Linked DNA regions of Mus musculus: all the other regions are linked to region 1. A link is a loop called in an ENCODE intact Hi-C map of the cell type or tissue named here. Cell type or tissue: left cerebral cortex. All regions are shown on one strand.

Evidence for each region. Peaks named below come from ENCODE experiments on the same cell type or tissue, not always from the same donor. Only the 100,000 strongest peaks of a DNase experiment are listed, where the experiment ranks them.
Region 2: a loop joins it to region 1, with 11 times the contacts of the local background. A loop is called at or near these places in 8 of 42 quality-filtered maps.
Region 3: a loop joins it to region 1, with 5 times the contacts of the local background. A loop is called at or near these places in 6 of 42 quality-filtered maps.

The regions. Positions count from the first base shown.
Region 1 is chr8:113,579,394-113,587,393 of GRCm38, forward strand. No RefSeq gene overlaps it. Among named protein-coding and RNA genes, the nearest start is that of Mon1b, 52 kb to the right of the region's middle. In left cerebral cortex, CTCF peaks have their summits at 3,433 (motif pointing left), 4,599 (motif pointing right) and 6,693 (motif pointing right); DNase peaks (open chromatin) are centred at 3,429 and 4,613.
Region 2 is chr8:112,568,559-112,576,558 of GRCm38, forward strand. Cntnap4 (contactin associated protein-like 4) reads left to right here and starts at 1,485. Exons shown (of 24, transcript NM_130457.2): 1 at 1,485-1,667. The coding sequence starts at 1,577. Gm26994 (predicted gene, 26994) reads right to left here and starts at 1,017. Exons shown (of 6, transcript NR_132433.1): 1 at 905-1,017. In left cerebral cortex, a CTCF peak has its summit at 3,098 (motif pointing right); DNase peaks (open chromatin) are centred at 114, 822, 1,335, 2,088 and 2 more places; H3K4me3 peaks cover 3,192 bases; H3K27ac peaks cover 1,331 bases.
Region 3 is chr8:112,057,912-112,065,911 of GRCm38, forward strand. It overlaps Gm36671 (a long non-coding RNA gene), which reads left to right and starts at 3,661. Exons shown (of 3, transcript XR_388036.3): 1 at 3,661-3,726; 2 at 3,853-4,076; 3 at 5,680-5,765. Gm22827 (a small nuclear RNA gene) reads left to right here and starts at 4,594; the gene lies at 4,594-4,700. In left cerebral cortex, a CTCF peak has its summit at 3,561 (motif pointing right); a DNase peak (open chromatin) is centred at 3,592.

The DNA of each region.
Region 1 (8,000 bases):
TCTCAATCCCTGGCCTTAAGCTCTCCAGACACACTTATTGGGGTACAGGGACAGAGAAGATGAGGAAGCAGCAGGGATACTCAGAGAGCCCTCTGGGAGCTTGGCTCTGATTCTAGTTGTTTGGTCTCTGGTGCTTTTTCCTAATCCCCAAACAAGTGGACAAAAGGCATAGACCACTCTCAGTACACCCAGTGGGCATGCAGAGGGGACAAGGAAGAAAAGACCAATAGCTGAGGCCCCCAACACTTGTTTTTTTTTTCCTTTTTTTTAATTAGGTATTTTCCTCGTTTACATTTCCAATGCTATCCCAAAAGTCTCCCATACCCACCCCCCAACCCCCTACCCACCGACTCCCCCTTTTTGGCCCTGGCGTTCCCCTGTACTGGGGCATATAAAGTTTGCAAGTCCAAAGGGCCTCTCTTTCCAGTGATGGCTGACTAGGCCATCTTTTGATACATATGCAGCTAGAGACAAGAGCTCCGGGATACTGGTTAGTTCATATTGTTGTTCCACATATAGGGTTGCAGTTCCCTTTAGCTCCTTGGGTAATTTCTCTAGCTCCTCCATTGGAGGCCCTGTGCTCCATCCAATAGCTGACTGTGAGCATACACTTATGTGTTTGCTAGGCCCCAGCCTAGTCTCACAAGAGACAGCTATATCTGGGTCCTTTCAGCCAACGCTTGCTAGTGTATGCAATGCTGTCATCGTTTGGAGGCTAATTATGGGATGGATCCCTGGATATGGCAGTCTCTAGATGGTCCATCCTTTTTGTCTCAGCTCCAAACTTTGTCTCTGTAACTCCTTCCATGGGTGGTTGTTTCCAATTCTAAGAAGGGGCAAAGTGTCCACACTTTGGTCTTCATTCTTCTTCAGTTTCATGTGTTTAGCAAATTGTATCTTATATCTCAGGTTATACTAAGTTTCTGGGCTAATATCCACTTATCAGTGAGTACATATTGTGTGAGTTCCTTTGTGATTGGGTTACCTCACTCAGGATGATGCCCTCCAGGTCCATCCATTTGCCTAGGAATTTCATAAATTCATTCTTTTTAATAGCTGAGTAGTACTCCATTGTGTAAATGTACCATATTTCCTGTATCCATTCCTCTGTTGAGGGGCATCTGGGTTCTTTCCAGCTTCTGGCTATTATAAATAAGGCTGCTATGAACATAGTGGAGCATGTGTCCTTCTTACCGGTTGGGACATCTTCTGGATATATGCCCAGGAGAGGTATTGCGGGATCCTCCGGTAGTACTATGTCCAATTTTCTGAGGAACCGCCAGACTGATTTCCAGAGTGGTTGTACAAGCTTGCAATCCCACCAACAATGGAGGAGTGTTCCTCTTTCTCCACATCCTCGCCAGCAGGCCCCAACACTTGTAAGTGGCACTTGAGGGTCTACCAGAGTCCCTGGTGCCTAGCATGAGTGTCACTGATGTTCAGACCCACTTCAATAATGTAGGTTCTTGATTGTGCCTGTAAATCAAAACACTAAAATTCTCAAATCTGGGCTGCTGGAAACAGTGTTCATTAAAGCCAACTAAAGCAGTCTCTGCTGTCAAAGAGGCACATGAGACCTGGAAAAGCCTTGTTCTGCGATGTTGGAGGGAAGGAAGAAAACAGATGTTAAAAAGAAAACAGGGGGAAAAAAAACAATAAAAGCATTCTTCTATCTCCAAAGACACAGATTCTGCGCCCACCCCCCTCCCCGAAGTTCTGGGACTGTGAATTACAGCTGACTTTAAAAGTCCTTTCAACGAACAGGTTATGGTCGGAGAGCTGACACAGCCTTATCTAAAAGTGAGCAAGAACAGCCCCACCACAATGGGCAAACAAAACCACGGGCCTCTGAAGTCAGCTGCATCCTGAGACAAAGAAATATTTAGGTCCTTGCATAATAGTGAACAGTGTGCCAACATCGACCGGGGCAGCTTTTCCTCCTGAGGCAAAACAAATGACAGAGGAATTGGTGGAACTGTTGGTGGCCAGGACATTTACTAACAAGCAGGAAACTCTGGGAGCAGAGGCAAGCGTCATGAAAACGAAAACGTATGTGGAAGCAGGGACAGGGTGCGAAAAGCCAAAGGGAGGCTTCCTGGGCTCTGGCAGCACCCAATTCCAGCCTCCTGGGGTTCAGGTATTTCCCACCCTGCCTGTCATGAGACACACTTCAGAGACACCTGAAACAGGCTTTCTCCATTTGCCCAAGAGTCCTAATTGGTCTAGAAACAGAGCAATGAGAGACAGTCTCTTTCCCAAGCAATAGACTGTCATAGCACAAGATGAGGTTCACTGTGTCCCCAGGTAGCTTGGAGGTCTTGGGCATCAGAGACACACTGAAGATGAGGGAGAGCAGAACTATGCCTTTCCCTGGGGAGGAGGCAGAGGTTAAAGAGCTGGTCTCACAGGACGGGCTGGGAGGTATGATGTCGCTACTCCATCCATCACGCTAAAGACGGTCCTGTAATTGGAGCCGGCAGGTCAGCCCAGGGTCAAAATATTCTGCTCACAGTGGCCTCCCTATCATCACAGTAGACCCCTAAGGATTAGCTTAACAGTCACCCTGACTCAGGGAAGCACAGCTCAAACCATTTCCTAAATGTGCTCGTCCCAGTGGGCTAGTAATGAGATGCATTCCCCAGGTCGAGAGGGCAAGATGTTTTCGTATGAATTCGTAAAGCCTAGACGTCGCTGACAACAAGCTCTGCGCCGTTAATTCTATGTAGTAGACATACATTGAAAGAAAATACCCATGTACTTTACTTAAAAATACGACCTTGAGGAAATTCCTTGAATTCTCTGGTCATTGTATACTTTCCTGGGAAATATATTCTGTATGTATCGTGGAGTGCATGCTCATTGAATAGTTAGAAAAACTTGCCTATATAAAATACTGAGCGCAATTCCTGGTGCCCAGAAAGAACCCAGCCAACAGCAGCTGTTGCTGACAGAAGTACCCGGCTGCCCCTGACTGACTAGACTGTGAAGCCTGGCCAACTCTCCTCTCTGAGGCTATGACATACTCTAATGCTGACCATTAGAGATCCGTCACTTTGGGTTGTCAAATAACGTCCACAGAAAATTCTGGTAGGAAACATAAAATAATAATGAAAGATATAAAAGAATGAAATAGTAAAACACATGTGATACCTGACAGCCAGTTGGGCTTTTATGAAATAGGCTCTCAAAGAGGGCCACCCCCTCCTAATGGGCTCTAATAGGTAGGAAGTTGAGATTAACTGTAAAGACTATTGGGAGAGACGGGTCAGATTCCTAGTGTTTACATGGGGTTGGGCTGCCACCACGGTGGTCCTTAGGCCTCTGTATTTCTGAACTGATGGCCTTAGATACCCAAAGCAAGAGGGGGGTTGCGCGTTGCGGGGCTGGCGCTTCGAAGCAGGTACGTGGATTTTTCCTGCCATCTAGTGGTCAATCTAGAGAAGCCCAAATGTCTCTCCTTAAGTGGCTCACTCTTGAGTGTGGGACACTCATTCGCTCCCAGGCTAATCTTCAGTTCGCACCTTGCAAGAGGTCACCCCTAAAATCAGGCCTGCCACACTCGCAAAGCAGGAAGCTCCTTACGACATGGACTGTGAGTTTATGATTTACCATCCGCGTCCCAGAGGACCCTGAGGGATGTGCGCAATTAGGAAAAAACTTAAGAAAACTAGGGCCGTTACAGTGGAAGAGTTCTTATCCATCGTGTGTAACGCCCTAAATGGAACAACTACTCAGACCCTATCCACTAGGCCAAGAAATATTGTGGAAATATGGCACCAGAAAGTGAAGCAATGTCTTCCGGTCAAGCAGACACTACTATCTCGTGACCAATGAGCAGCCACCATTAACTGCACTGGACCAAGCCAAAGCCCCACACCCACTGTATGCACAGCAATCGTTGTGTTCAGATTTGTTTCTAACAAGATATGAAGTGGAGAGGATTTGGTGGAGGGGAGAGAGATGGAGTGAACATAAATGAAATATTATCTATGCATGTATAAAAAAATCCTCAAAGAATCTATTAAAAATGCATTTAAAAGGCAATAGTTGAGTTAATTAAACAGAGAAACCCCGTCATTAGATGGAGGGCAGGGCAGAAAAGGGAGAGAAATTGTCCAGTGAGTACAGAGTTGCAGATTTGCGGGGAGGATGAGACCTGGGACTGATGCCCAGCAGGGGGGAAGGTGTGGTCAGTAGTGATGGGCACGCAGGTCCTCCAGGACATATGTAGCAAGACAACTGTGGCTAGTAATATATGATGCACACCTGCAATCCTGGTGTGTAGGTGATCACAAAAGAATCAGTAAAGCAAAGACGTCCTTCCTCTCCATACGTAAGTCTCAGGCCGCTTTGAGCTGGCATGACCCTGTCAAAATTCAAATATATAGAATATTTTTTAAAAAATCACTGAAAGGATTTGTTGTGTTCTCACTACTAAGAAACTGCAAATACTGCAGGTAACGGGCATACAGATTACTGTCATCTGATAGATCCACGGCGTATGCGTATATTGAACTATGCTTTGGGGACTGGAGAGGTGGCTCGGATATTCAGAGCTCTTGCCATGCAATCGTTGCGTTGCAGATGGCATTCTCTAACCAAATTACAACTGGTTGCTGTTTTAGCTTTGTCCTGCAGGGGGCAGAAGTGTAAAAGTTTTTACACCCCCCCCCCACCACCACTCCCCCCCCCCCCCCCAGCCATCCTCAACCTATCCAATACTTCCTCCGCTTGAATCTTTGGTCAGTGTCAACTTATTGAGTTCTATATTTCCTCAGAGAGCAGATGATTCACGGGAAAGTGTCGTTTGTATAGAGTAAGATTTCCAATAACATTATATAGAACAGTGGTTCTCAACTTTCCTAAATCTGTGCCTCTTTAATACAATTCCTCATGTAGTACCGACCCCCAACCATAAAATTATTTCTGTTGCTACTTCATAACTATAACTGTGTTACTGTTATGGATCACAATATAATTACCTGTGTTTTCACGTGGTATTATGCGAGCCCTGGGAAAGGGTCATTTGAACCCCAAGGAGGGTCACAACCCACAGGTTGACAGCCACGTATATAAATGGTTTAAACGGGAAATATCCAGAGGATCTCTGATTTCCTATGGCCTAAGAGAGAAAGAGTATGTAAGTCACCAGTTCTTCTTGTAATTTGTGTATATGGGTGTGGTACCTGCATGTGTGGACACTACTTGTGTGCCCGGTGCCCATGAAGCCAGAAGCAGGTGTTGGATCCCCTGGAACTAGAACTAGAGATGGTAATGACCAACAACCAAGTGGGTGCTGAGAAGAGCTTTAAGAACTTCTAATGACTGAAGAATCTCTCCAGCCTCTCTGGTTCTTATATAAAATTATACACCGATACAATTTGGAATAACAAATGTCAGGAAAAGCCCACGAGAGATGACAGCTCCTTTATCCTTTAAACTTGACTGTATTATAAAAAAATAAAGCACAACTAATGTTGCAGATAGAATTAAGTTGGGTACCATCTATCAATAGAATATCCTGTAAGTTTGGGTTGAGCCAGACAATTGCAATTCAAATATAGAAGTAGGGACTGGAGAGATGGCTCAGTGGTTAAGAGCACTAAATGCCCTTTCAGATGACCTGAGTTTAGCTCCTGTCACTGGCATGGCAGCTCACAACTGTAACTCCAGTTGAGGAGGATCTGATGCCCTTTACTGGCTTCCATGGGCATTGGACACACTTGGCATATAGACATACATGCAGGCAAAACACTTACACATAAGGTAAAAATAGATACATAAATATGGACACAGGAGAAGTATCTGTGTGATATAACACACGAGAGACTCCGTGACTGCCAGTAGCTCTGAAGGTGAAGTGAGCTGAAGCAAACCTAAGCAGCTCTAGGAGATGGGGACAGAGAGTCTCCTCTTGAACTATGTGAAAATAACTAGGACACATAGAAACATGTCTTCCAGTACCAACAGCATGGCAAAAGTATTAGTACAGAAGGGACTACATGGAAAAGTGGAACAAAATGGAATAGATCAGAATAGAGCCATCAGAGTGTAAATGCACATGGAAATAAAATGTAGGGCAAAGACTGTATCTTAATTAAATATGCAGAGCCTACCTTTGCAATACTAATACTGGGCTAATTGAATATCCATGGGGAAAAAAGATAAAATTCGGTTCGTGTTTCATACACGATGAGTTCTGAACACATAACTACATAAAGCAAAATTGCATAAATAATGGCAGCAGTCCTCAGTAAAGGCCTCTAATTTCTTCCAGTGGAAGGCCTTGCTATGACTGAAGCTGCAGGGGAAAAGAGCTGCCATCATTTCACTTCTGCTGCTGTGACAAAACATCCCGACAAAAAGCAGTGTAAGAGTTTATTCAGTCCCCAGTTCTAGGCTATAGTCTATGATAGCAGGGAAGTCAAGTCAGGTACTTGACAGAGCACATAATATCACATACTTAGTAAAGGATGTGTGTTCCCTTGCTTGTGTGTTTGTGTGCTTGCTTGCTTGCTTGCTTGCACTCAGCTTGATTCCCTTGCTCTTACACAATACAGGATCCCCTGCCTAGGAAATGGTGCCACCCAATGTGAGCAGAGCCAGATGTGGTTGCTCACTTGCTTATATTCTGCTCAATTTCTCTACTCCTTTTTATTTATTTATTTTATGCATATGAGTACACAGTAACTATCTTCAGATGCACCAGAAGAGGGCATCAGTTCCTACTACAGATACTTGTGAGCCACCATGTGGTTGCTGGGAATTGAACTCAGAACATCTAGAAGAGCAATCAGTGCACTTAACCACTGAGCCACTTCTCCATCCCTCAATTTCTCTACTCTTTCACAGTTCAGGACCCCTTACCTAGGGAATGGTGTTATCCACAGGAAGCTATGTCTTCCCACATTAGTTATTTAAGACAACCCCCATAGACACATCCACAGTCCAACTCAATGTAAACAATTGCTCAATGAGACTTTCTTCCCAGGTGATTTGGGTTCTATCAAGTTGGCAATCAAAACCACAGGAATCACCAGAGCCAAAAGCATTGTTAATTGGTGCTGGGGTTTAGATTACTGTCTCACAAAGGCACATTGTTAAAGACTTTGTCCCATGATGATGTCATTATTGGAAGCTGGTGGGACTTTTTAAGACTTGGGGGCTGATTACCTTTGTGATTGGGACAGAGATAAGACGACCTTGTTGTTGAAAAGACAAAATGAATAACAAGCAGATACCAATGTCCACAATTCATTGTGTACTTAAGGAAGTGCCATAGAAGAAAGACTTAAGAAGCGGGGCCAGTGTTCAATAAACGCACAAATGCAAGATGTTATCAAAGGGCAGACCCATAGCCATGCAACAATGTTTGCTCAAGATATTTGCCTCCAAGAGAACAGGCTCACTTCTACTTAAATAACTGTAAGAGATGCAGAAATCATCCCAGAGATGATATACCCACACTTCCTTCTGGGTGCCCCTAATATTTAAACTAAGTGTCTATTGCTAATTTATCTAAGACAAACTTTCTTAGATAAATTGCAAGCATTGTCTTTCCCTTTGTGAAAGAGCCTGAGCTGAGTGGAAAGGAAATTGGATGACAAGGGTTAAGTTCATAAAGAGGCTATTTGGACATTGATCCCATTCTCTCTCCTTTGCTTCCTGGCTGATGTGATGTGCTTTGCTTCTTTGTGCAGTCCCTACCGTAATGGCTGTGTTCTCTAGTGCCTAGTGCAATCAGCTCAGTGACCATGGACTGTAAACCCTGAAACTGTAAGCCATAGAACCTTCCATTCTCTGAATTTGTCCATCTCGGGTGTTTGGAAACTTCAACAGAAAGCTCCCTAACACAGAGATTTAACCTCAAATTTTGTTTTCTGAAAACTCATCTATGATAAGGGTTATCTGTCAAATGATGGGGGTGTTTGTGGCCATAGCCTCAAGAGCTACTGTGGTACTCTTAACAGGGCACTCCTGAAGAGGTGCACCTTAAACAG
Region 2 (8,000 bases), 1.0 Mb before region 1:
AGCAAGGCTGCCTCTGGTTCCAAACACCAAGATGTTGCTTGAGAGCTCCTGGATTCCTGCCTTGATGACGCCCAGGAAATCAGCAGGAAGACGTCTTGACATTTATTTTAAAGAGATGATTTACCCTCTCTGACACCATGTGATGTGCCGCTCTGTATGGGGTCTTAACTTTATCATTTGAGTGCTTTAATATTCTACACAAGCAATAGTGCCCAGGGAGTGGCCACTGGAAGAATATTCTCTGTAGTTGTTGATTTTCTGAGTGTGTGTTGCACCCATTTGTATGTCTGTGAGTATGTATAAGTGTGTGCATATGTGTGTGAGTGTATGCATGTGTGTGCACATGTATATGTGCATGCATGTGTGCCTGTGAGTGTGTATAAGTGAGTATGTATTCCTGTCAGTGTGTGAATGTGTGCGCGTGAGTGTGTACCTGTGTGTGCACTCACGTGTGTGTGCACGCACACACATATGGGAGGGGGTTCCCTTTTTCAGTATTCCATAATTTTCCATTTTGGGCCCTCTGGGAATTACTATTAAGAAACATGATTATGGAATGCTGCCTATTTCCAGAAGGATGCTTTCATAAAACTCAGTCTACTCAGAGAACTCTTCATGGGTGGATTTGTATTCCTGAAGCACCAACTAAAATAAGAAATGTTAATTTCTCGCAGACTATTATCAGATGATTTTTAAATATCTGCCAAGCAGGAATGTCTGTTCCCATGTGAGGAATTTCCGTAATAAAATCCTGGCACCGGAGCACAAGGCAATAGTTTTATAGAAACAGAGAAAAACAGCACGCGTTTTCCCGGAGGACAGTTTTAGCTACAATTCACCAACGCTTGCTTCGTTATTTCTGTCTTATTTTATGCTTTTGTTTTGAAACATAATGCAGTTTTACCTGGATACACTCCCGGGCAATCAGGAAATAGCTCACTATGTTGGTTGGTACTGCCAAATACAAGACCTGCGGAAAATCAGAAGGCTTCCTTGCCTGGCTGCTTTCCTCACCCCAAAGGGTGGCAGGGCACAAAATGGGTTAAAGCTTATTGGAGAATAGAGGGGAGGGGAGGGAGCCCCGAGGAGGCCAGGAGCAGCGGGCAGCGGGCAGCGCCTCCAGGTCCAGCTTCCATCACCTGCAGCCGCTGCGGAGCTCAGAAAGCTGCTGGCTGCTGCTGTGCTTTTTGGAGGAGGAAGGATGCTGGGGCAAATTTCTAAGACCGGTGCGAGGAGTGGGCGTGGCCTCGGCAGCAGTGTGTAAGCTTGTTAGGACAGAAGCTGGTTGCTTTTCTGTGAGGAACCAGTACTGAGGGCAGGGGAGAAGGAGGGTGGGGAAGAAAGAGAGAGAGAAAGAGAGAGAGGAGAGGGAGAGAGAGAAGGAAGGAGGAGCAAGGGAGGAGGGAGGAGGGAGAGGAGGAGGAGAGAGCGCGCGCGTGAGAGGAGGGAGGGGGAGGAAAGAGATCCAGAGAGCTAGAGATACTGAAGACCCAGTCAGTGCTGGGTGAAGGACTGAGGAGAACCTGTCTCCAGCGCTCTGAGAGCCACTCGAGATATTTTGGGGAGCTCAAAAATTATGAATATGGGATCTGTCGCTGGAGCTGTTCTCAAGATGTTACTTCTGTTGTCTACTCAAAATTGGAACAGAGTGGAAGCTGGGAATTCATGTAAGTACACAGCAAATGATTTAAAACTTGCAGGGGGGCTCCGCGCAAAACTTTGATTCTGTTGTTTTCACGATTAATCTTTTCAACTGGAATCGCTGCGGGGCTAGGAAAAGCACTACAGGGAAATTGTGCAAATATGATCGGGTTCCTCTTGGTCTGGTCAAAATATGCAATATGTTATTTGGATTTTTTTTTTTTTACTAGCAGAATTTCACTCTCTTTGAATATTCATTGAGAAGACTCAACTTCTAGTAAAACATTAAATTAGCATCTTAATCGGGGGACCAGCCCGGGAACGTCTTCCATTGCGCCTGTCTTGAGGTCATTAAATTTCATTGGGATTATTTGTCTACCAGGAAAACAACCCGCAGACTTGATATTCTGCTGCATTAGCTGAGATTTCTGAAGTTTGCGATTTAGCAGTGGCTGGCTGCATCTCTGAAATGGTGCAGGCTAATAGCTGAGACATACTGCAGACTTCGCGGGCAGGGGCAGGCAGAACTGGTGGAGGCACAGCTCAGCACTGGAGAGCTGTGTCCTCAGGCAGAAGAGCACTCCTGGATGGGTACCCATCCCTACATCTCCCTTAAAGGGAAATGTGCAGGTGACTTCCCCCTCCCCCACCACCCGCTTAAGTAGTGTTCTCTAGTGGTTGAATTTTCAACTTCATGTATTTGTGATTGATTGTCTTAGTGCTGAGTTCATTGATTCGAGGAACATTTGTTATGGTCTCGTTGCTTAATTTAAATATCATCCAAAATACCCTGGCCCAACTCTTTCGTCAGCTTGCCATTGGAAATAGGAAAAGTTTTAAAAGTTTATATTTGGTTTAGATTCTTTAGATAGAAGAATTTCCTCTTTTTATGTATGATAAAAACAGCCAAGCAAACACACAACTTTCTATTTCTTTCTCTGCTTTACAAGAAAGGGTTATAAGTCCTGCTCAGGAATGGATGGGACCTGCCTTACTGACAGCTTTAGGTTTGAGAGACAAGACATTGGTAACTCTCTTTGCCATAGACCCTCTTTTGCCTTAACTGTAGAGTCCTCACGAGGGAAAGGCACAGGGAACTCACTGCCACGAGCTCGTGTCCACCCACTGATGATTTTTCAGGAGCTCATTTAATGTCAGAATTTACCTGCCACTCTGCAAAGGCAAAGGAGAGAACTTCACTCCTAGGCTGGACTGTGCTTCCCATTCAATTTCAAATCGAATGTGTGGGAATCCCATTAAATCAGTAAAATATGTATAGTTTCACCTAGCCAAAATCTTAGAGGGTCCTGTGGGTGATGGCCTTGACAAGCGCTGTAGCAAATAAACAAACAAGGATGATACACAGCAGACCTGAACCCACCTACCCGCTCAGTTGAAGTTCTGTGGCAAAGGTGTAATTCCTTCTGCAGCTGCAGGGGTTCATCAGAGAGGGAGCACTAGAGGTCACTGTTGCGATGCGAAGCACACAAGCTCTTCCCTTGAGTTGGGCAGAGCTTCATGCTGGCCTAACCCAGTTTGTCTTCCCTATGCCTTGCCTGCACATCTTTTTGCAGTTTATTAATATGAATAATTGGGCTGTGAGCTGCGGATGTTTGTTTGCTCGCTTGCAATGTGGTACAGAGTGTCACCGGAAGATCCATATTAAAAGGCTTCCCTTCCTCGTTCATCTCAGCCAGGGAAAAAGTGAGCAGCTGAGATTTGAGGAGAAGCCAGTGCTCATGTCTGCTTAGCTCTGCCTGGGCCTCCCACGGGTGCCGTTTCAACCTTGGATCTGTATCCATCGGGGTTCGATTTCTCTATGAAGTCATTGGATAAATGTGGAGAGCCTAGAACTGAAGTGAACAAGAACACTTAAACATTAAACTTGGAATTCTTAGTTAGCAGACCTATTTAAGAGTTAACTTTTCTTCAAGTGTCCAAATTTATAATTCAATGGCTTCCGAAAATTAAGGTGACTTTTAGTTAATTTCTTATTGGCATTTTGACAATGTGACATGCAAACGTAGAACAAAAGATTTCATTTCCTAATTTTTACATTATTCCTCACTCTTTACATTTTGGAGGAGTCAAGGTTCACTTGTTGCTGGGTTGGGATAGAAAAATGTATGCTACCATGGTATCAGTTTTGGAAGACGGAGCAATGTATTATGAGTTTATGAACAGGGGTGCGCGTTAACCAAAGGGCAGGCAACTGGAATCAGCACAAGCATTTCAAAGTTGCCTTATGAGACTTCCCCAAACTCTCCTGAACCAGATTGTTTATTAATAAGAAGTGAATCAATCTCAAATCCCACAAGTAAAGTCGGGGGAACTGCATATAAGCAAAAGAAAATTAAAGACCTGCCTCTCAGGTGAATGTAAACACCTTTCTTCTTTATTTACAAGTGACTCACAAGGAGAAAAATCTGTCATCCACTGAGTTGGCCTTTGGGTAACAATAAGAACATTTGCCTAGGGGACTCTGTAAACCTGGGATTAGGTGAACTCTAATTTGAATATTAATTGATCTACTTAATCATCTGAGAAATTTGCATTAGAAAGATTCCATGCAAATACAGCCACCCTCTCTCCTCCCCACTCTTACATATGCATGGGGGTGCATGCACACACGTGCATGCACACACACACACACTTATGTGTAAGTACACATTACTAATTCATGTGCCAGTAACACTCTATGACTCTAGTTAGTACCTATATATTTAAAAAGAAATATATTGAGTGGGTTATATTCTTTGTTTCTGGTGTTCCATATGACATTTCAAAGTTGGAAACCAGCCCTAAGATTTTAGCCTATGTCCAGGTCGAGATAAGTTTGTTATTACATTGAGTCATCCTTCTGTGCAAACACAGTGGCAGGCATCCTTGCTCATGGGCTTGCTGTTTGAGAGGCTGTGCTCCTGCATCTCTCTGGTTTCTTCACTTCCTTCTAAGACAGAGGTACTAGAACAAGGGAAAGATGATTTATTTATTCTACACTTGTTCTTAAGAAGCTACAAATTCTAAATGCCAAGATAGTTTTGGGAGGCTGACTGGCCCTATAAGAAGGGTGGGGTATAACTAGTAAGCCTGGGGAGGGTTTTGTTTTGGTTTCATTCTTAGGGATCACATGACAGAAGACACGCTGAACCTCTCTCTGAGAATAATTAATGCCCACCAAGTAGCTCACTAATGACTGAGTTAGAAGTCAGCTTCTGACTGCGTTCTTTCTTTCCTTTAGTTGAAATCAGGGCTATGTCTGCTATCTACTTCAAAGGAAGTACCAAGAATATGATATAATCAGTAATAGAGAAAAATAGCTGCCCTTGTAGAAAGCCATTTTTACCAATTCTCGGGTACAACCCAGATACAACTGGACAGATCCTCAAGTGCCTAAAATTCAGTGTCATGGTTCTTTCTGAAAGCTTCTTTTTGTAATCTTCCCTCCTCCAGATATTCTGTAGTAAAATAATGAAATAACTACAATGTAATAACAAAATACTGATGGATATGATCCATGACACCATGTGTCAATGGCTGGCCCTTGGAAGTGCAGGTCAGTGGGCTGTCTGACTCACTCCTAGTATCATCTACTGTTATCCACTTGACGCCTTCTCTCCACTCATTGCGTCTGCTCTGGATAATTTCTGATCCTTTTGCACATGGTTAACATAGCTTATGAGCCAACATGGAGGCCAAACATGACTTCTACATGATTCCTAGTCCTTAATTAAAGTAATAAATATCATTATAATCTCCTGAAATTAGTCTGGGAATTCATGTCACATTAAAACAATAAAAGACCATCAGTAGACTTTTTTTTCTTCAATAAAAATAGATCAGTGGAATTGCATGTGGTCATTGGAAAGGGGTTGTAATATTTACTCAGGTGTTGGCAGAATATGGCCCATGGGACACATCTGCCCTTACACCTGTCTTTATGTGGACTATGAACTAACAGTGGGTTTGCATCTTTACCTGAAAAAAAAAAAAAACAAATTTAAGTGATTTTTTTTTGTGGCAGAAAATGACAGTGTGAAATTTGAATTTTTGTCACCTGTCTCACTTATGCAACAGCATGAGCAAGATTTGTATTTACATATTATTATATTTTGAATTTGATTGGTAAGATTTTGTTAGAATTGTCTTTATTCTTGCTTTATAAGTATCTATGTAATATTCTGTATTGTCTATCTGCCCCTTTGTAAAAAAAACCCAAAAAACAAAACAAAAAACCTCCATTGACCTCTGATGTGTGATGTATGGTGCAATGATGAACTATAGGTGTGCATAGATTATATTAATTGATTAAAAATGTTCTTATGTCATTAATTACACACATACTGAAGGAGCTGTTCACCCGACTGGCAAGTATATCAGGAGATCATATTTTCCCTGTTTGTTTCTCCTAGATGACTATTTTTGAGAAATCTCATTTCTACAACTATGCAATACCTCCATTTTATTAGTAAATGTCTACAGCACTTTTGGTGGCTAAGGGGGCATTTTTAATCTCGAGTAATTCGATTAGTATGCAGTGCTTAATAAATATGTGAGCAAGAAACTCTGTCTCAAAAAACAAAACAAAAACAAAAAATAAAATAAATAAATATGTGAGCAATATCACCCCAGATATTTAGGATGAAAATCCTGCTCTTAACCTTACATGGTCACGAGCATAAACTATTCTACTCTTTTATGAGTCAGAACTTGGATTTGGAATCAAATTGATCATAGGGAAAACGGTCTTGTTTGAAGAACGTTCTTGCTTTGAATGTAACTCGGGAGCTTCCTCAAAAAGCTCAAATTGGCAAACTTTCTAGAACAAATTGAAAAAATAGATTTTCATTTAAGCACAACCCACTGAGAATTCACAATAATTAAGCAAGTGCTTTCTACCTACTCATGCCAGCGTAATTAATTTGTATGTAAATATCTTGTCCATTTGCAATTGTATTTACTTTTGATTCCCAGAAACTAATCATTAGGTTAATTTTATTTATAGTACACTATTTACAACAGTCTAAAGGGTAAGTTAAAATGTGATATGTACTATAAAAATATTTTTGTAGCACAATTTAAAAAAACTGCTATTTGTTAAAATTTTATGTTATATAATTTATTCAGTTTTTTTTTCTCTTGAGACAGAGTCTCATGTAGTTCAGACTGCCTTTGACCTTGCTATATTTGACCTTTAATTCCTGATTCTATAGACTCTGCTCCCAAGTTCTGGAATTATAGGCATGTGCTACTGTGCCTGTCTCATAACTTGCTTTCTTTTGTTTGTTCGTATTTTTGAGACAGGGAGTCACTATATAATCTTGGATGGCCTACAACTCAGTATGTAGACCCGGGTGGCCTGAAACCCACAGAGATCTACTTACCTCTCTGTCTCTAGAGCGCTAGATTAAAGATGTGTGCCACCACATCTGCTTCAGCTTTAAATGAAGATTCAGGGTTCTCATCCCAGGGCCAGTTTTTAAGTTAAGAAACTTGTGAAGATATCACCGAGGATGGGTTTTGTGAGAAGGGGACAGCTGACTCACAGTTGTCTATTGGACCTAGACGCTTAGGGACAGTGACCTTGACAGTCCAAAGCTTTGAATGTGGCTTTGCATTAGAGTATCAGTTGGGTTTCACAAATACTCATTTTCCTGGGTAGAGTGAAAATCTCTTTTATCTCAGATCAATCAATACTGGACCTTTAATGTTGTCAACTAATGAATCATTTGACCTTTAAATGGCCAGTTAGCCTCAGATTAGCCAAGAAATCCTTCACTCTTTGTGTTGTTTGTTTTGAGAGAGGATCTTGGATGACCCATGCTGACTTTGAACTCTGGGTCCACCTGCCTCCAAGAGCTGAGATTACAGCTGTGCACCATGTCAGTAATCAGTGTTTTTTAAAAACAAACAAACAAAAATCCAACCAGCCAACCAACCAACCAACTAACCAAAAACCAAACCAAAACAAAACACCCAATCCAATCTTTTCCTTTCCTCTGTACTGACTGAAAGTTTGCAAACTGTAAACAGTAGGAAGATAAGACAGCATCGCTACACAAATCCCAAGAATGCATATTCATATTGGTAGCTTATTGTTTCTGATGAAATAATAAAGAATTGCATACTTTGATCTGATTCCCAACCCCCCCCCCCGTTGCTTATAGCTTATTATTTTCCATTTTTATTGATTCAAACATTTTGGCACCACTGACTTCTTTGATATGTATCTAGAATTATTGCTGTTTCCTTGTTAATGAGAATGACGGAGAAGGATTGATCCTTGCAGGATATGCGTTTCTGATAAAAGTTGTTTTGTGAGTTCACCACATTCTTGAGGTAGAATGTATTTGGCTCTT
Region 3 (8,000 bases), 1.5 Mb before region 1:
TGTGCACACACCTGCAAAGGAGACCACCTCTGTGTCGGTCAGCAGGAGACGAGCTAGGATGGAGTGTGGCTCATCTAGGCAGGATGAGGTGGAGATTGTGAAGTTTTAAGAAAGGTTGGAGATGCTCTTGGTGTGTGGATACGGGCTCTGCATATGCACCCAAAAGGGAACAGCTCTCTCTCTCTTTCTCTCTCTCTCTCTCTCTCTCTCTCCCTCCCTCCCTCCCTCCCTCCCCCCCCCTCTCTCTCCTCTCTGATTAAAGGCATGCACTACCACTGCCTGGATAAAGAATTTTTTTTTTTTTTTTGAGACAGGGTTTCTCTGTATAGCCCTGGCTGTCCTGGAACTCAATCTGTAGACCAGGCTGGCCTCGAACTCAGAAATCTGCCTGCTTCTGCCTCCCGAGTGCTGGGATTAAAGGCGTGCGTCACCACTGCCAGGATAGAGAAACATTCTTAAGAGAATAAAAAAAGGGCTGTGGGGCTGACAAAGATAGCTTAGTGGGGAGAGGGACTTGCTGCTAAGACTGATGACCTGAGTTTGAACCCTGGTCCCACATAGTGGAAGGAGAGACCTGACAGCTGTGAGTTGTCTTCTGACCTCCACACCCTCCCGTGCATGTGTGTGCTTACTCCCCCTATAAATAAATGTAGAAAAATATCAAAGACTAAGAGAAGCCATGCAGTGAGAGAACATATTTGTAACATACAGACTCAAGAAAGGACTTGCTTTTGAATAAGCAGAAAATTTAAATAAAAGAAAGTAAACAGCTCAGTTAAAAAGGGTGGGCCAAGAGCTGGATGGATACCATATAGATGTACAGATGGCAGTGAGCCCACACAGAGCCACAGGCATTGGGGAATTATAAATTATGACAGAGAGACACCAGTATGCATGTCTCAGAATGGCTAGAATCTCAGGAGAGTAAATGGTGGTGGGGATGTCACAAAGTCTTCCATTCATTGCAAGTAGACACAAAAAATGACAGAGGTTGACATTGGTTTGGAAGTGTGAGGGTTAATCTTGGTTGTCAACTTGTTATACTTAGGAAGAAGGTACCACAGCTGAGAAAATGCCTCCTTCCAATTGGCCTGTGCAGATGAGATGCACAGGGAAGGTAGAGGGAAGGCCAGGGGAACAAGTCAAAGCAATATTCCTTCTTGGTCTCTGCTTCAGTTTCTGCTTCTAGGTTCCATTTTGAGTTCCTATCCTGACTGCCCTCTGTGATGGGCTGTGGTATGGAAGTGTAAAACAAATAATACCTTTCCTTCCACAAGTTGGTCTGGTCAGTGTTTTATCACAGGAACAGAAAGCAAACTTGGACAGGCAGTTTCTTATGAAGATGAATAGAGTATTCTCACATGGCAGAGAGATCCTACTCCTGATTATCCAAATGAATTGAAAATTTATGTCCAGAAAACACCCTCATGCAAATGTTTATAGCAGCATTAATCATAATTGCTCCAAACTGGAGGCAACTAAGATGTTTTTCAACAGGGAATATAGATCAATAAATGTTAGTAGATCCGTACAATGGTTTGTATATCCGCATAGTAGTGAAGCAGAGATGATGCTGGGCAGATGGCTCAGTGGGTAAAATGCTTGCTGTGTAAGCATCAGGACTTGAGTTCAGATGCCCAACCCTCATGTAAAGGTTGAGTGTGGTCCAAGCAAGTGTAGCTCTAGCAGTGTTGGGGACAGAGTCAATCAGGTTCTGGCGTTCACTGGCCAGCTGGTCTGTGAGGTTCACTTAGAGATCCTATCTTGAAAAATAAGAGGAAGAGAGGAAGAGACTCAGTGTTGACCCTTGTCCTCTGCATATGCACGCATGGGTGAGAGCATCCATACACGCATACACACATACAGATGCACAATTTTAATATATCTGTAAAAATCACGGATACACAAAACAAGAGAAAACATGCAGTGTTTTCTGAGACTGACTTAGTTGATGGGTGTGATGTCTCCATTTGTATCTGTTTTCCTGCAAATGAAATTATTAATTATTTCATTCTTCTTCATGGTGGAGTAAAATTCTATTGTATGTGATCATGCGCTTGCGCGAGTGCGTGCGTGCGTGTGTGTGTGTATGTGTGTGTGTACCATTTTCTTCTTGTTCGCCATGTTCTTTGTGCTCAGCCCTCTCTTGACAGACACCTCTTTTGGCTCCCTAATTTAGATGTTGTGAGTAGTGCCATGGTAAACAGCCAGGTGCAGGTGTCCCTGTGATGTGTTGACTTGGAGTCCTTTAGGTACATTTGCAGGAGGAGTGCTGTGACTGGATTACACAGAAGAACTTTATTTAGCTATCTGAGGAATCTCCGTATTGGTTTCTGTAGGGGTTGATCTAGTTTAGCTGCCACCAGCCATGTATAAGGGTCCCTTTTGTTATTTGTGTTCTTGATGATTGTCATTTTGATTGAGTTGAGATGGAATTTTCAATGTAGTTTTAATTTTCATTTTTCTGCTGGCTACAGTAAACTTTCTTTTTTTCTTTCCTCCTTCTCCTTCTTCTTCTCTTCTTCTTTGTCTTCATTGTCTTTCTCTTCTTCCTTTTCTGCTTTCTTCTCACTCTTCTTCTTCCTCTTTTTCTTCTTTCTCCTCCCCCTCCTATTTCCCCTCTCTCTTTTCCCCCTCCTTTTCTCCTCTCCTCTTCTTCTGTTTGTCCCCCCCCCAAGACTTGGCTGGCCTTGAACTCACAGAGATCCTCCTGCCTCTGCCTCCTGAGTGCTGGGATTAAAAGCATGCACTACCATGACTGCTTTTTAGAGTAAACTTCCTCTCCATATGTGCATTGGCCATTTATAGTAAGATATGAAGAAGGTCTCTTAAGTGGATGTGTAAGTGAAATAAATTTAAGTATTTCACTATTCCACAATGTAAAAATTTGAAAGGCAACATTAGGAAGATAGTGAGTAAAAAGTGGTGATTCCCAGACTCTGGAGAAATAGAAAGAGTCAAGAGACGAAACAGGTGACTAAACATCTAAATAATTTATTATCATTGCATGTGAAAATGTTTATGTGTGGTTCACATATGCCACGATGCACATGTGTCGTTCTGAGGACAATTTTCCACCTTTATATGCATTCTGGGGACCCCAGGCTTGATGGTAAGTGCCTTTACTGGGCTGAGCCAAACTAAAGGAGGTGATTTCTAAGGCAGTGGAACTATTCTCTATGATACTACAATGGTGGATACATGAAATCCTTCACAACCCATGGATGCATACAGCTTTATAGTATATGTACTATAAATGTCAGTCAATAATAGCTGTTCAGCATTGTTTCATTACCTTTAACATTTGGGTCCTCAGAGGAATTATAAGCAGTAGGGGAAATTACACGAGGGAGAGGTATAGATAGGGCTTTGTACTGTTTAATCTTTCTGTAAGTCTAAAACTCTTGTAAGAATAATGTCAATAACAGCCCTCCCAATCTACATATGTATATCTTTATCTATATCTATATCATCTCTATATATCTGTCTCTGTGTACCCAATTTCAACTTGCTGACAACATACTCAGAAATGAAACATTTCAGTTTTGAAATAATCAGGTTGTCCAAAAGAGGGCGCCAAAGACTTACAAAGGCATCATCTTTGTTTATGCAAAAAGAAATGAAGTAGTGAGATAGACTCAAGGGTGGAAGGGTGGGGGCTCTGACTCAAGATCACATAGGACACGTGCGCCTCTTTCCTGTGGCTTCTGTCCTTCTTTAGAGTGGGTAAGTACTTTGCCCTATTTATTTCCTTTATTTTTGGGAGTCAGTCTCTAGCTCAGGGTGACCTTGAACTTGCTATGAAGCTGAGGCTGACCTTGAACTCCGGATTCTTCTGTTCTCACTCCCAAGTGTTTGGAATACCACTGTGGGACATTAATACCTCTCAGTCCCTTGTTTGCTCTGGTTTCGGATCTTTGGGAAGTGTAACAGCGTAATCTACCCTGTTGATGCCCTGCTGACATCAGCGCTGATCCTGGCTTTGAAGAGACCCCCAGAAGGCTGGAGAGATGGCTCAGTGGTTAAGAGGACCCTGCAGCTCTCAACAGCCGTGACAGCTGCACACAGACACACAGGTAAATAAAAATTAAAAAATTAACACACATAAATAAAAATTAAAACAAATTAAAAGGAAGATTCAGACATGTAAGCCAAATAAACTCTTTACTCTCTCAATCTGCTTTTGGCCATGGTTTGCCACAGCAACAGAAGGCAAACTGGGAAAAGTGTGTGTGTGTGTGTGTGTGTGTGTGTGTGTGAGAGAGAGAGAGAGTCAGAGTCAAATAATACACTTAGCTTTTCTTCAAAACAACTACAGATATGACTTATTCAATTGGGTTTGAACAGGAAAATTCATAATTCAAATTCTAAAATTCTAATTTCCTCATTTTTATTTATTAAAAGATTTGCATTTATTTAATTTTATCTGAATGAGTTCAAAAGAGGGATCCCCCAAAGCTGGTGTTGACATGGTTGTGAGCCACCATGCAGGTGCTGGGAATTGAACCCTGCTCTCAGTAGGAGCAACAAGTGCTCTTAACCCCTGAGCCATCTCTCTAGCTGCAAATTCCAGCTTTTAAGAATTAGCATATTGCACTCGCGTCGGCAGCACACATACTAAAATTGGAACAATACAGAGAAGATTAGCATGGCCTCTGCTCAAGGATGGCACAAAAATTCGTGAGGCACTCCATATTTTTTTGGGTAGCGAGTAGGATGTAAAGTGAATAAGTAAAAAAAAAAAAAAAAATTAAATTAAAAAGAGAATTAAAAATATTTTCCATGATGCACTAGAAATTTAGAGATATTCTTAGGTCACCTATTGACAGTATTCTTTGTCTGTATGTCCATCTAGACAGGGACTTTCTTTGTAACTCTAGCTGGCCTGGAACTCTCTATGTAGACCAGGAGAAAGCACTGGATCCCTGGGTTAGAGTTATAGGTGGTTGTTAGCTCCCTAGTGTAGGTGCTGGGAACTGAACCCAGGTCCTCTGAAAGAGCAGCAAGTGGTGTTAACCACTGACCTATCTCTGCAGTCCTCCAGGGATTCCGCTGCCACGTCTTCACTGTAGGAGGTACAGATGTCCTTGTGTTCACATGTGAACACCAGGGTAGTGATTTTCAACCAGGAGGTCATGACCCCTTTGGTGGGGGTGTCGAAAGACCCTTTCACAGGGTTTGCATACCAGATATCCTGTGTGTCAGATATTTATATTAGGAGTCATAACACTAGGAAAATCAGTTACGAAGTAGCAATGAAAATGACTTTATGGTGGGGGGGGCACCAACTCTAGATATTCTTAGGCCATTAGAAACTGAATTAAGAGGTCCCATTATTAAGAAGGTTGAGAACCCACGGTACTAGGAGAACCTGGAATGTACACAGGGTTTTTCTTGTCTCCCGAGGGCCAGTCTGTGCTCTGTTGGCTGTGGTGGCCACAGAACTCCCCTTCCCCCAACTTTTTCATACTGGCCTCGAACTTACAAAGATCTTCTTGCCTCTGTGTCATGAGCACTGGGATTCCAGGTGTGCACCAAGATGCCCTGCTGCCTGTTTTCTGAGACACAGTCTCAGTCACATACCCCGGGATGGCTGTGACTTTGTGACAGCAGCTTTTATCTTGGTTCTTTCTCTGTTCCTAGGATTCTAGACTAATCCATGTCTTCCCGTGTCGACAGGCATGCTTCAGGCTCCAGGTCTGCCCATCTCAACCCTGCCAAATGCTGGGACTGCAAGCATGCTCCACCATGCCTGGCTTCTTGTGAAATCTTGGTGAGTATTTTGCCAAGGAGAGAATCTCTGTTAGAAGAATGTCATAAGTACACTAAGCTTTGCCTTCTATATGTTGCCTTTTCATTTTCCTTGATATTTTGCTTGATCCTAAAAGCCACATATACACTTATTAAACAAATAACCAGAATGAGTGAAACTTATTCTGACTGAAGAGATAAATCTGTCAATAATTTCTGTAACTTTCTTTGTCTGTCTTTTCTTTCTTATTTCTCTATTTTCAAGGCAGGGTCTTATTTAGGTCTTAAACCCCCTCTATAACCAGTGATGACTTTGAACTCGTTGTCTTCCTGCCTCTACCTACCAAGTGCTAGCATTTTAGAGGTGTACTACTATGCCCAGTTAACTTTATTTGGATAACAAATAAACTGTATTCATTTATGGCATATGACATGATGTTTTAGTACATTTATGCACTGTGGAAGGCTAAGTCAAGAGATTTAACACGAAATCACCTCACATGAGAATATTTAGCATCTGGTCTCTGAGAAACTGTGTGTGTATGCTTGCACGCGTGTGAGCATGTGTGTGCACACTTGCATGTGCGCATGTATGTGTGTGCTTGTGGGATTCAGATCTCTTCTTTCGTCATGTGTGTTCTGGGGATTGAACTCAGATCATCAGTCTTAGCAGCAAGCTTCTTCACCCTCTGCACCATTTTGCCAGCCTCCCAGTGGTCTCTTGATGGACCCCGACATTGGTTCTGTTTTTTTGGATATGGCGAATAATTCTGCGACTAACAGAGCAATGCACACATCCCTTTGCTGTGCTGCTTTTCCGTCCTTTAGAATCTCACTCAGGAGTGAGATGTCTGGATCACGTGATCATTGTATTAAAATTTATTTTGTTTGATTTTATGTGTATGGCTGTTTTCTCTACACTCATATATGCACATGCCATGTATACAGTACCTGAGGAGGTCCAGAAGAGGGCTTTGGAGCCTCTAGAACTGGAGCTATATAGGTTGTTGTTAGCCATGTGGGTGCTGGTAATTAAACCACGGTCCTCTGTAATAATAGCTAACACTCTTAATTGCTGAGCCATCTCTCTAGCTCTCTATTATTATTTTTTTTTAAAGTTTTATTTATTAATATATGTAAGTACACTGTAGCTGTCTTCAGAGACTCCAGAAGAGGATCTTGTTGTGGATGGTTGTGAGCCACCATGTGGTTGCTGGGATTTGAACTCTGGACCTTCAGAAGAGCAGTCGGGTGCTCTTACCCACTGAGCCATCTCACCAGCCCCTCTATTATTTTTTAAAATTTTATTTTTGTTGGTGATTTGTCTGTATGTCTATATGAGGGAGTTACAGTCAGTTGTGAACTGCCATGCGGAAGCTGGGAATTAAACCCTGGTCCTTTGGATGAGCAGTCAGTGCTCTTATCTGCTGAGCCATCTCTCCAGCCCCTGGCCTTCTAATTTTTTTTAAAAATTATTTATTTTTACTTATGTGCATGTCTGTGCTTTTGTGAGTTTCTCTGCACCATGTGTGTGTGTGTGTGTGCTCAAGGGTGCTAAAGAGGCATTGGATCCCCTGGCCTGGGGTTACAGGTGGTTGTTATTAGCACCTGATGTGGATGCCAGGAACCCAGTCTGGTTCCTCTGCAGGAACAGTAAATGCTCCAATGTGCTGAGCCATCTCTCTGGTCCTGTGGTCATTCTATTTTAATTTTATTTTTTGAGATTTATTTATTTATTATATGTGAGTATACTGTAGCTGTCTTCAGACACACCAGAAGAGGGCGTCCGATCCCATTACGCATGGTTGTGAGCCACCATGTGGTTGCTGGGATTTGAACTCAGGACCTTTGGAAGAGCAGTCAGTGCTCTTAACCGCTGAGCCATCTCTCCGGCCCCTGTTTTAATTATTTTGTGGAACCTCCACATGATCATGCTTATTCACACGCTTACCAACTGAGTTCACAAGTTCCTCCACTTAAAAATGATCACCACGAATATTTAACTTTATCTTTTTGATAATAGCTATTTCAGCATGTGTGAGGTAGTATCTCATTTGTGGTTTCAATGTTATTTCTCTAGATAATTGGTGATGTTGAGCATTTCCCTATATGCTTGTTGAACATTTGTGTGTCTTCTTTTGAGAAACACCTACTTGGGCTAACACCCTTTCTTTTGAGGCAGTGTCTCTCAATAAAGCTCAGGCCAGCCTCAAACTTGAAATCCTCCTGCCTCAATCTTAAAAATTATT